2 separate regions of the Homo sapiens genome follow, and region 1 is linked to region 2. A link is an interaction called in ENCODE POLR2A ChIA-PET data of the cell type or tissue named here. Cell type or tissue: Panc1. All regions are shown on one strand. Links, peaks and the distances in the headings refer to the core of each region. The heading gives the core; the rest is flanking DNA.

The links. ChIA-PET counts read pairs that join two places held together with the same protein. Peaks named below come from ENCODE experiments on the same cell type or tissue, not always from the same donor. Only the 100,000 strongest peaks of a DNase experiment are listed, where the experiment ranks them.
Region 1: POLR2A ChIA-PET joins it to region 2 with 11 read pairs; 6 of 35 experiments call an interaction of 5 or more read pairs at or near these places.

The regions. Positions count from the first base shown.
Region 1 is chr19:39,384,171-39,389,539 of GRCh38, forward strand. SAMD4B (sterile alpha motif domain containing 4B) reads left to right here. Exons shown (of 14, transcript NM_001384574.2): 14 at 1-1,530. It overlaps PAF1 (PAF1 component of Paf1/RNA polymerase II complex), which reads right to left. Exons shown (of 14, transcript NM_019088.4): 5 at 5,310-5,369; 6 at 5,112-5,213; 7 at 4,923-5,028; 8 at 4,777-4,845; 9 at 4,592-4,695; 10 at 4,390-4,506; 11 at 4,169-4,297; 12 at 2,524-2,629; 13 at 2,312-2,402; 14 at 1,459-2,233. The coding sequence ends at 1,821. Among named protein-coding and RNA genes, the nearest start is that of PAF1, 4.3 kb to the right of the region's middle. In Panc1, for the core only: no CTCF peak of the experiment used is centred there; no DNase peak of the experiment used is centred there; H3K27ac peaks cover 660 bases.
Region 2 is chr19:38,986,890-38,992,258 of GRCh38, forward strand. No RefSeq gene overlaps it. Among named protein-coding and RNA genes, the nearest start is that of FBXO17, 14 kb to the left of the region's middle. In Panc1, for the core only: no CTCF peak of the experiment used is centred there; no DNase peak of the experiment used is centred there; H3K27ac peaks cover 453 bases.

The DNA of each region.
Region 1 (5,369 bases), core at 93-5,092, 400 kb after region 2:
ATATAGTTCTTAACGGTTTTTCTCTGATCATTTCCTCTCATTTTTAGAATCCCCAGGTCTCTCTCAGCCAAGACAGTGGCAGGGAGAGCCTGAACTTTATGAGGGGAGAGGGCAGAGCCCCCTCCTCCAGACCCTCAAGCTCTAACCCATTTTCCTCCAGCCCTGGCTACCCGGATGAAGAGGTTGGAGGTGGGCAGCCAGGGTAGCCAGTGAGGTCAGGAAGTCTGTTGCCTTAACGTCCCCTTCCCCACGAACACACACCCTTCTCCGCTCCCAGGTCTGGTTGGTGAGACTTGGGAGTCAGGAATAAGGGAAAGGGGATTGTTTGGTTTTTGGGTTTTTCCCTAAGCCCCTCCCTTTTCTTTCAGCCTTTTTCCTTCCCCCATTATGTCATGACCTCACTTAAGTGGAACACTATATCATAACCCAGAGATTCGTCCCAGCCCCAGAGTCCGACAGACTGTCTGGTCCCTATTCCTAATGAGGGGTTGTGTTGGGGCCCAGGTGGAGGGAGGGGATTTGGGGGTTCAGACTGCGGGGAAGCCAGGGTCTCCCTCTTCAACGCCCTCCTCCCCCTCAACCCACCTTCCCAACTGGGACATTCTCAAGCTTTTCACACCGAAAAGGAAAAAAAATGTTATTTTTAGATACATTTTATGAATAACTTTTGTTATGAATATGGCTGGTAACCATTGTGTATGTTATTAAAGATACAAAATGTTGGGAAAAAAACAAAAAAAACAAAAAAAAAAAAAATTTTAAAACCACCACCCTCCCTGCACTATCACCCCATTCCCCAGACCTTCTTGCCCCCGCCCTCCTGGTCTGTGGACTTCCCTCTGCTCTGAGCCCAGGGAGGGGGAAGAAGCCAGGGGGTAGGGTGGCCCTGGGAACCTGGCTCTGGGTCCCCACTTCCTCTCCCAGTGCCGGGCTGGGTGGGGTGTCAGGTTTATTTATGTACCTCTTGCACACTCATCAACCTATGCAAGTCCCCCACCCCGGCCCTCCATGTTTCTGTGCCTTTGCTCATCCCCTCAATCTCCCAGGGCTTCTCCAGTCCCCCTCCCACTAGCTGCAGGAAGTGGGATGGATGGGCCACCTCGTTTGGAATCAGCAGGGTGTCCCTCTCATGGGACCCTCCCCTCTCCCCAGCCTGTCCTGTCTTGTTCACTCTCCATCAGGGTGAGCTGACTGTGCCTGGCACTGGGAGGTGGTGAGGGACACCGTCTCACACACACAGGGAGGCAAGAGCTGCCCCCCACCCCACCTGACAGCAGAGTGTGCAGGACGCAGGCGGCCCCACTCTGATGGGCAGGACCCTGACCCTCTCCCGCTCCAGCCCCCTCCCCAGGCCCTCCTCCATGATTTCACCCTCCCTACCCACTTCTGTCCCCGGCCCCACTGGCAGAATCAGCTTTGAGTAACTGTACAGTTTTTCTCGCTGTTGGAGAAGACTTATTTGTTGGAGTTTCACTTGTTTAATGGTCTGGGCTTATTTTGGAAAAAAAAAAAACAAACAAAAAAAACGAATTCTGACCTTCGTTGTGCTACATTTTGTGGGAAACCATTGGCCCTGCCTCTGGCCTGTGTTTCTAAGCCTCAAGCCAAGATCCTTGAGCACCTGGGGGTTGCGGGAGGTATGTGCTGGGCTGAATGACATCATAGGGGCTGGGAGGGGAAGTAAAGAGAAGTTGACTTTATTAACAGCAAAGGTTTGGGGGTGGGGAACAAACAAGTGAAAGGCTCACAAACAGACCACTAGAAAAGTGCTTTGCTGCTCACAATAATGGTGTCTGAACCAGCCCTGAATGCCCTGGGACTCAGTCACTGTCACTATCAGCTTCACTGGAATCAGAAGCTGCAGCTTCACTGCCATCCTCCTGGGCCGAGTGCTCGCTGCCACTGGGGAAGGGACTGGCGCTGCGGCTGTGGCTCCGGCTCCGCTGGCCACCCCCATTGCTGCCGCTGTCTGAATCATTGTCACTGCCACCTTGGGCCTGTCCTCTGTCCTCATCATCAGAGTCGGCATCGTCCTCAGAATCAGCATCACTGCCAAAGATCTCCTCTTTGTCACGGGCAGCCCGGGCCTCATCCTCGCTGCTCTCGTCCTCACCACTGCCACTCTTGTCACTGGCCTCGTCCCTGTCACCTTCCTCCCGTTCACTCTCGCTGCCCGAGTGCTCATCTTCACTGCCCTCCTTCTCACTGCTGCTGCCCTTCTCCTGCTCCTCATCTGGAAGGGAGTGGAGAGAGATGAAACCCACTTTTCCACCCTCCCAGGGCTCCCAGAGTCTGGCCTGTCCAGATTTACCTGAGCCCCCAGCTTCTTTCTCTTCTGTCTCCATCTCCTCTTCCTCTTCCTCCTCCGGTTCGTGGTTTTCTAGCTGGGCCTTCCGTGCCTCCTGGAAGCAGCAAGATTGGAATGAGGGGAAGGAGGGTGTTCTGCTGGGTTTTTGTCCCCCTCCTCACCTACAACCACCACCCTCCCTGCCATGGGTGCCCTGAGCCAGTGGTGCTTGTTACCTGAGCTTCCAGTTCCTTCTCATTCATGTCCCGATGTTTGACCACAAGCAGGGCGTTGGTGCCTGACTGAACCCCAGCCTTGGCCCGGCGCTTACTAAGGCGGACCCTGCAGGGGGTGAATTTGGGAGAGAGAAGTGGAAGATGCAGTTAAAGACACACCTCCCACTTCCCCGCCCCCCAGTGAGGGGTCTGGTCTGACTTGGTTCCCCATCAATACTTAGAGTAAATGGGAATAAATACAGATTGAATAAGGGCAGCTAAGCTCAAGGTATTGAGGGCAGGGGAAAGGAAGGATGGCTCCCATGGCACCAGTTTGGTTGCCCTACACTGTGTGTGTGTGTTATACGGTGTATTTACATAAATACGGGCATGGGCCATTTAACAGGGACACATTCTGAGATATACATCATGTGAACATCATACAGTACTCTTACACAAACGTACATAGTATAGCCTACTACATACCTAGGCTGTAATGGTGTAGCCTATTGCTCCTAGGCTACAAGGTTGTACAGCATGTGACTGTACTGAATACTGCAGGCAATTGTAATACAATAGTAAGTATTTGTGTATCTAAACATAGAAAAGGTATAGTAAAGATACGGTATTCTATCTTAAGGGACCACCATAAGCAGTCCATTGTTGACTGAAACATGCAGTGCATTACTGTATGTGTCAGTTAGTTACCAACACTTTGAGAAACCAGGAGATGTCAAATCATTTGGATTTGGGGCTTTTGGAAGATAGGAATTTCTGGCCCCACAGCACAGCAACAGTGGGCTGGAAGTGAATAGTGCCCTCCATGGTTGCCCAGAACTCCAGGTCACTCAGATGCTACCAGCCACTGCTCTTTTACATTTCCTGCCTGGCCTATGGGGTCACAGTTCTTGTAATCTCTGCTTTAAACAGAAACTCAAGACTTCCCAACTCTACACCAGAGGTGCTGGCATAGCAGTAAACTTTGAGCCATAAGGGAAGAGTTTTGGAGTCACATTTTTGAACATGGGTTTAAGCATTTCATTTAAAACATTCATGCTAATTTTATATATTACTCCATACTTTGGCAATGTTTACTTTCACATGAAGTCTGTTACTAATACTGGGAAACTTGGCCCTCTGCCTTGCGCAAAGGCTCTAAATGTCTCCTGCATTAAGATATTCTGGCTGGGCGTGGTGGCTCACACCTGTAATCCCAGCACTTTGGGAGGCCGAGGCAGGCAGATCACCTGAGGTCAGGAGTTCAAGACCAGCCTGGCCAGCATGGTGAAACCCCATCTCTATTAAAAATACAAAAAAAATTAGCTGGCCATGCTGGCACACGCCTGTGATGCCAGCTACTCAGGAGGCTGAGGCAGGAGAATCACTTGAACCCAGGAAGCGGAGGTTGCAGTGGGCTGAGATCACACCACTGCACTCTGGCCTGGGCAACAGAGCGAGACTCCATCTCAAAAAAAAAGATTTTTTTTCTGGCTCCTCCTGTTAGAACCAAGTCCAGCTCATGTGCATGACCAGACATCTGCTGCTCTTGTTTACCAATGCATATGACAAATTCTTAGGTACAAATGACCTCCAAGGTGGCTCTTGCATGCCCCAGGGTCTTAAGAAGCACAGATCCAGGCTAATCAGATAGGAGTGTGCTGAGTACCTGGTTTCCAACTCATTGTAGTAAACCCCGTCACCCTCTCGGAAGATGAAGAAGTAGTTTTCCTCATAGCCCTTGCTAGCTTTGTTCTTCACGTTCCAGTTGTACTCCCGAGCAATTTTGTAGTCATACCTGAAGATGAGGGCACAGGTTCAGCCCCATTTCTTCCCTATCCCAATCCCCAAAACTTCCCAATCCCCAAAACTTAACCGCAACCCACGCACACATCATCTGGTGCATAGTCCATCTCCTCCTCCTGGTCCCGCTTTCGTTTCTTCAACGTCTCTTCTACAGGCAGGAAATAGGCCACAAACTGGTTCCCTTCCTCATCCATCATGCCCCTGGTTGGGGGAAAAGGAGTAGCAATGAAGTGTGAGGACAAGAGGCAGCAAGGAGCAGGCCAAGGTGGACAGCAGGACCACCTACCTAATCATGGCCTGAGACATCATCTCCAACGCAGCTGCACCACTCGTGTCCTTGGGGGCTGGGTCTGAGTCAAAGATCACCTGAGCACATGGATTGATCCACATCTAGGGAGATGGAGGCACTGGGGTTAGATGGGAACAGGCACAAATAGGCTGTCCCTTTCTACCTCCCACCTTGGGCCTGACCTTAAAGTCTGGGAAGACAGGCATGACCTCCACCGGTGTGACTCGGGGTTTGCTGTAATGCTGTGAGATCTGGTGGAACAAAAACAAGGTGAGGAGGAGCTCTGCAGCCGCACCCTTGCCTCTCCCCATCCCAGTCCCTCAATTACTGATTTCTGGGCATCCTCAAAAGTCTTCTCAATGGCTGTGATCTGGCTATCCCTGTCTTTGTATATTTCTTCCTCGGTAAACTGCTGCTTCACAGAAACCCCAATCCTAGGAATGAAGAAAAAGGTCCTTAGGGGCCACTGGACACACCTAATATCTCCACCTTCCCTCTCTTCCTGTTAGTAACTTACTTGACCTCAGGCTTCTCATTGGAGATGCCATAACGGTTGAACTCAGTGGAGATGTACTCTGTCTTTCGCATCCATGGCACCACCTTCGCGTGCTGCTGGGATCTGGGGTGGGAAATCAGGTATCTCAGGACCCCACTGCCCTCCTGCTTGTAGGGCCCACCTGAGCCAGTCTCCAGTACCCATTTGCTACCCACTCACCTCTTGGAGCTGGTGGGGGCCTGAATCTCCTCTTCCAAAAGTTTCTCATCAGCTGGATCT
Region 2 (5,369 bases), core at 85-5,084:
CTGGGACTACAGGCACCCACCACCACGCCTGGCTAATTTTTGTATTTTTAGTAGAGACGGGGTTTCACTGTGTTAGCCAGGATGGTCTCGATCTCCTGACCTTGTGATCCACCCGCCTCAGCCTCCCAAAGTGCTGGGATTACAGGCGTGAGCCACCGCGCCCGGCCAATTTTTTGTGTTTTTTGTAGAGACAGGGTTTCACCGTGTTGGTCAGGCTGGTCTTGAACTCCTGACCTCATGATCAGCCCATCTTGGCCTCCCAAAGTGCTGAGATTACAGGCATGAGCCACTGTGCCTGGCCCAAATTTTTTTATACATTGCAAATACTTAAAACACCAAATAGCCCAGATGATTCTTTTTTTTTTTTTTTTTTTTTGAGATGGAGTCTTGCTCTGTCGCCCAGGCTGGAGTACAGTAGTGCAATCTTGGCTCACTGCAACCTCCATCGCCTGGGTTCAAACGATTCTTCTGCCTCAGCCCCCCAAGTAGTTGGGATTACAGGTGCACACCACCACTCCTGGCTAGTTTTTATATTTATAGTAGAGATGGGGTTTCTCCATGCTGGCCAGGCTGGTCTTGAACTCCTGACCTCAGGCAATCCACTCGCCTCAGCCTCCCAAAGTGCTAGGATTACAGGCTTGAGCCAACGTGCCTGGCCTGATGATTCTTAAATATAATATAAAAGTCTTAATTCTGGGGCTTTGATTTCCTTCATCTCTGTATTCAATTTTAAGGCTTCGTGGCTGAACATGAAAAGACACATAAGAAAACAATTTTATTGGCCAGGCACAGTGGCTCACGCCTGTAATCCTAGTACTTTGGGAGGCCAAAGTGGGAGAATCACTGGAAGCCAGAAGTTTGAAATCAGCCTGGGCAACAAAGCAAGACCCTATCTCTGTTCTTATTTGTTATTATTTTATTTATTTATTTATTTTTTGAGATGGAGTCTTGCTGTGTTGCCCAGGCTGGAGTGTGCAGTGCAGTGGCGTGATCTCAACTCACTGCAACCTCTGCCTCCCGGGTTCAAGTGATTCTCCTGCCTCAGCCTCTGGAGTAGCTGGGATTACAGGCACCTGCCATGACGCCCAGCTAATTTTTTTGTGTATTTTTAGTAGAGATGGGGTTTCACCATGTGGGCCAGGCTGGTCTTGAACTCCTGACCTCAAATGATCCATCTGCCTTGGCCTCCCAAAGTGCTGGAATCACAGGCGTGAGCCACCACGCCCGGCCTCTTATTTATTATTGTTTTTTGTGGTGGGGACAGGGTCTCACTCTGCAGCCCAGGCTGAAGTGCAGTGGTGCAATCATGGCTCAGTGCAGCCTCAGCCTCCTGGGCTCAAGTGATCTTCCTGCTTTCGCCTTCCGAACAGCTGGGACTACAGGTGCGTGCCACCACATCCAGTCAATTTTTCTATTTTTTGTAGAGACAGGGTTTTGCCATGTTGCCCAGGCTGGTCTAGAACTCCTGACCTCAAGTGGTCCACCCACCTTGGCCTCCCAAAGTGCTGGGATTACAGGTGTGAGCCACCTCCTGTCTCACCTCACAGGAGTGCTGGCCTCCTGTCTCTATTCCTAAAAAAAAAAAAAAAAAAAAAAAAAAAAAGAAAGAAAGAGAAAAGATAACAATTTTGCTAGCTAGGTGAGATTAATTCTTGGCCAGATAATTTATTATTGGGAAGGGAGTTCTGACTTTCTAGTTACGGAAAAAAAACCTTAGCCTGGCATGGTGGCTCACACCTGTAAGCCCAGCACTTTGGGAGGCTGAGGCAGGAGGATCACTGGAGCCCAGGAGTTTGAGACCAGCCTGGACAACCTAGGGAGACCCCCGTCTCTACAAAAAATTTAAAAAATTAGATGGGCATGGTGGCATGCACCCATGGTCCCAGCTACGTGGGAGGCTGAGGTGGGAGAATCGCTTGAGCCCAGGAGGTCAAGGCTGCAGTGAGGTGTGTTTGCACCATAGCACTATAACCTGGGCAACAGAGCGAGACCCTGTCTCAAAACAAAACAAAACAAAACAACCTTTTCAAAAATGCTGCTGAGCCCTTCTAAAATTGTTACCATAACAAATGGGCTTCATGGGCTACAAAGGTTTGGTCCTCTGGCCTTCAGTCTGGGTTCATGGTGTACCATCAGCTCACTTTCCTAACCAGTGACATTAGAGGGAAGTCTGTAGCTACCCAGGTGGCTCGCGGCTGGACTGGCATCAGCCGGTCTCTCTGTCGCCCAGCTCTATTCTGCATTCTTTCTGCATTCCATCTCACCGTCTGGCCTGGCCACGGCCCCTGAGAGTAGTTACATGATGCCTGGCAGGCCGATGATATTGCCTGTCACCCCTTCGGCCAGCTTTCCTCCTGGCCAGGCTGATGTTGGGGTTGTGACCCAGAGATGAACAGGCAGGTCTCAGGGGGCCCCTTGGGGAGGCTGTAGATTGTTCCTGGGAGGGATCAGCTCTCATAATGTCAACAGAGTGCAAGGGGGATGCAACTCATCTGTCATCTACCAGCCCAGGGGCGGCACCGTGTGTGGCTGCCAGGCTCAGCTTACAAACCTCAGAGTCTGGAGACCTGGAGGAGGGGAGGCGAGGAGCCCATGTTGGGGGAGATCAAATAACAGGCTCTGGGCAGGCTGGAGGGGGACAGAGGGAGGAGGCTGGCCAAGCAATCTCCAAGCCCAGCCCTGCCACCAGTCAATCCACAGATGAGCGCCTACTGCATGCAGCCCTCCCTCCCTCCCTCTCTCCCTCCCTCCCTCTCTCCCTCCCTCTCTCTCTTTCTCCTTCTTTCTTTCCTTCTTTCTTGCTTTCTTTCTTTCTTTCTTTCTTTCTTTCCTTTCTTTTTTCTCTCTCTCTTTCTCTCTCTTTCTTTCTTTCTCTCTCTGTCTCTCTCTCTCTTTCTTTCTTTCTTTCTTTCTTCCTTTCTTTCAGACAGGGTCTCACTCTGTTGCCCAGGCTGGAGTGCAGTGGTGCCATCATAGCTCACTGCAGCCTCCAACGCCTACACTCAAGCATTCCTACTGCCTCAGCCTCCTAAGTAACTGGGATTACAGGTGCACACCACCACACTCAGCTAATTTTTTTATTTTTATTTTTTTAATAGAGACAGAGTTTCACTATGTTGCCCAGGCTGGTCTTGAACTCCCGGGCTCAAGTGATCCTCCTGCCTCAGCCTCCCAGAGTGCTGGGATTACAGGTGTTTGCCACCACGCCCAGCCTAACACCTGTTATGTGCAGTGCGCTCTCTTAGGGTTCTGCTGTCTCGAAGGTGGAGGAGTGATAACCCAGCTGCGGGATGATCCTGTCTGAGGGATGATGGCAGAAGTCAGGCGTGTTCTGAATGTCCTTTGAAGGAAAGATAAAAGGATTTGCTGCTGGACTGGATTTGGTGTGAGAAATGGGGAGAGACAGGAGTCCAGGACAAGGCCAGGCTCTTGGGTCTGGCAGCTGGTGAAATAAGAGTGCCGCTCCCTGAAGATGGCGTGCGGAATCTGAATAGGTTCAGAAGGTTGCAAAATCTTTCTGGGTATGTGCTATGAACTTCAAGGCCAATGTTTCTCTACATTTTGTAACCATAGTCTGAGTAAGAAATGCATTCTGGCCGGGTGCGGTGGCTCACACCTGTACTCCCAGCACTTTGGGAGGCCGAGGTGGGTGGATCACCTGAGGTTAGGAGTTCAAGACCAGCCTGGCCAACATGGTGAGACCCTGTCTCTACAAAAATACAAAAATTAGACAGGTGTGGTGGCGGGCGACTGTAATCCTAGCTACTCGGGAGGGTGAGGCAGGACAATTGTTTGAACCTGGGAGGCAGAGATTGCAGTGAGCTGAGATTGTGCCATTGCACTCCAGCCTGGGTGAGAGAGTAAGATTCCATCTAAAAAAAAAAAAAAAAGAAATGTATTTTACACAACAATCAATACACCTGAAAGTAGAATTTCTGCAGCAATGTTTACCCGTTGCTGTGTGCAGTGCACTCTGATGTTTTCTATTGAATTTCATTTTTTAAAAATTGTGCTGGTTGTGACTTTTATCCGTTGGTCATGATCTAAAAATTGAAAATTATCATTCTAGGTTCTACCTCTTCAAGACTTAGCTTGAGTTCTTTACTGCCCTGGAGAAGTCTGGGAGTGTGGCCGGGTGACCACGGGGCAGCCAGAGCCTGGCAGGGATGACTGGAAGGAGGGGAGCTAAGACTTTGCAGTGTTCCTCCAGGGATGATGATGTAATCATGGAAGGGCTCAAAGCCTTTCCCAAGGACAGGGTCAAGGCTACTAAGTCCAAGTAGCAGGGACAGGCACAGCCCGGCCAGTAAGGGTGTGTGGCCCGGGGCTGGTGCCTCCCTTACTCCCTGGTCCTGCAGAGGACGCCTGGGATCTGCAGCACTGTGGCAATGACATGTTGGGGAGAAGGGACCCTCGCAGGCTCCCAGACCTGCTTTGTGACTTACTGAGTGAGTGCCCGACCCCTGCCTCACCAGCCCTGGGCTTCAGAGCCTGAGAATGAAACCCGCCCTTCTTCCACCTCCTCTCCTGCCCATCTCCTTCCCTCCTTCCTCTTCCCAGCTGGTGCCACGAGGAGCTGGCGGACCTCCAAGAGAATTGGCCAAGAATGCAGCCTCTGGACAGTGACCTGGGTGAGAATCATCACAGTGGCTCACCCCGGACCCAGGAATTTCACTTAGTCCTTGTCATCATCCACCAATGCGGGACAGCTCGGCCCAGATTGTTCATGGCTCAAGACCCCCACCCCACCCCATTCTGCTTGGTTGGGCTGTGTTGTTTATTTTATTTAATGAATTAATTTATTTATTTGAAACAGAATCTTGCTCTGTTGCCCAGGCTGGAGTGCAATGGCACGATCTCAGTTCACTGCAACCTCTGTCTCCCGGGTTCAACTGATTCTCCTTGCCATGGTCCCCTAAGTAGCTAGGATTACAGGTGCCTGCCACCACACCCGGCTACTTTTCATGTTTTTAGTAGAGACAGGGTTTCATTGTGTTGGCTGGGCAGGTCTTGAACTCCTGACCTCAGCTGATCTGCCTGTCTCAGCCTCCCAAAGTGCTGGGATTACAGGCATGAGCCACCATGCCCGGCCGCACTGTGCTGTTTTTAAGCCTCTTGAATATCATCACCTCTCTTTGTTTACAGATGGGGAAACAGTTTACAGACGGGGAAACAGGCTCAGAGGGAAAAAATACCTTTTCAGGGTTTTCCAGGCAAAGAGTGGCAGAGCAGAGACCAACCTCCGCCTGGCCAAAGCCCTTCTCTGCTTCCTGTCCATTTGTGGGTGATCTGGTGGTTTCTCCTTTTCTTTCTTTCTCTCTCTCTCTCTTTCCTTTCTGACAGAGTCTTGCTTTGTCGCCCAGGCTGGA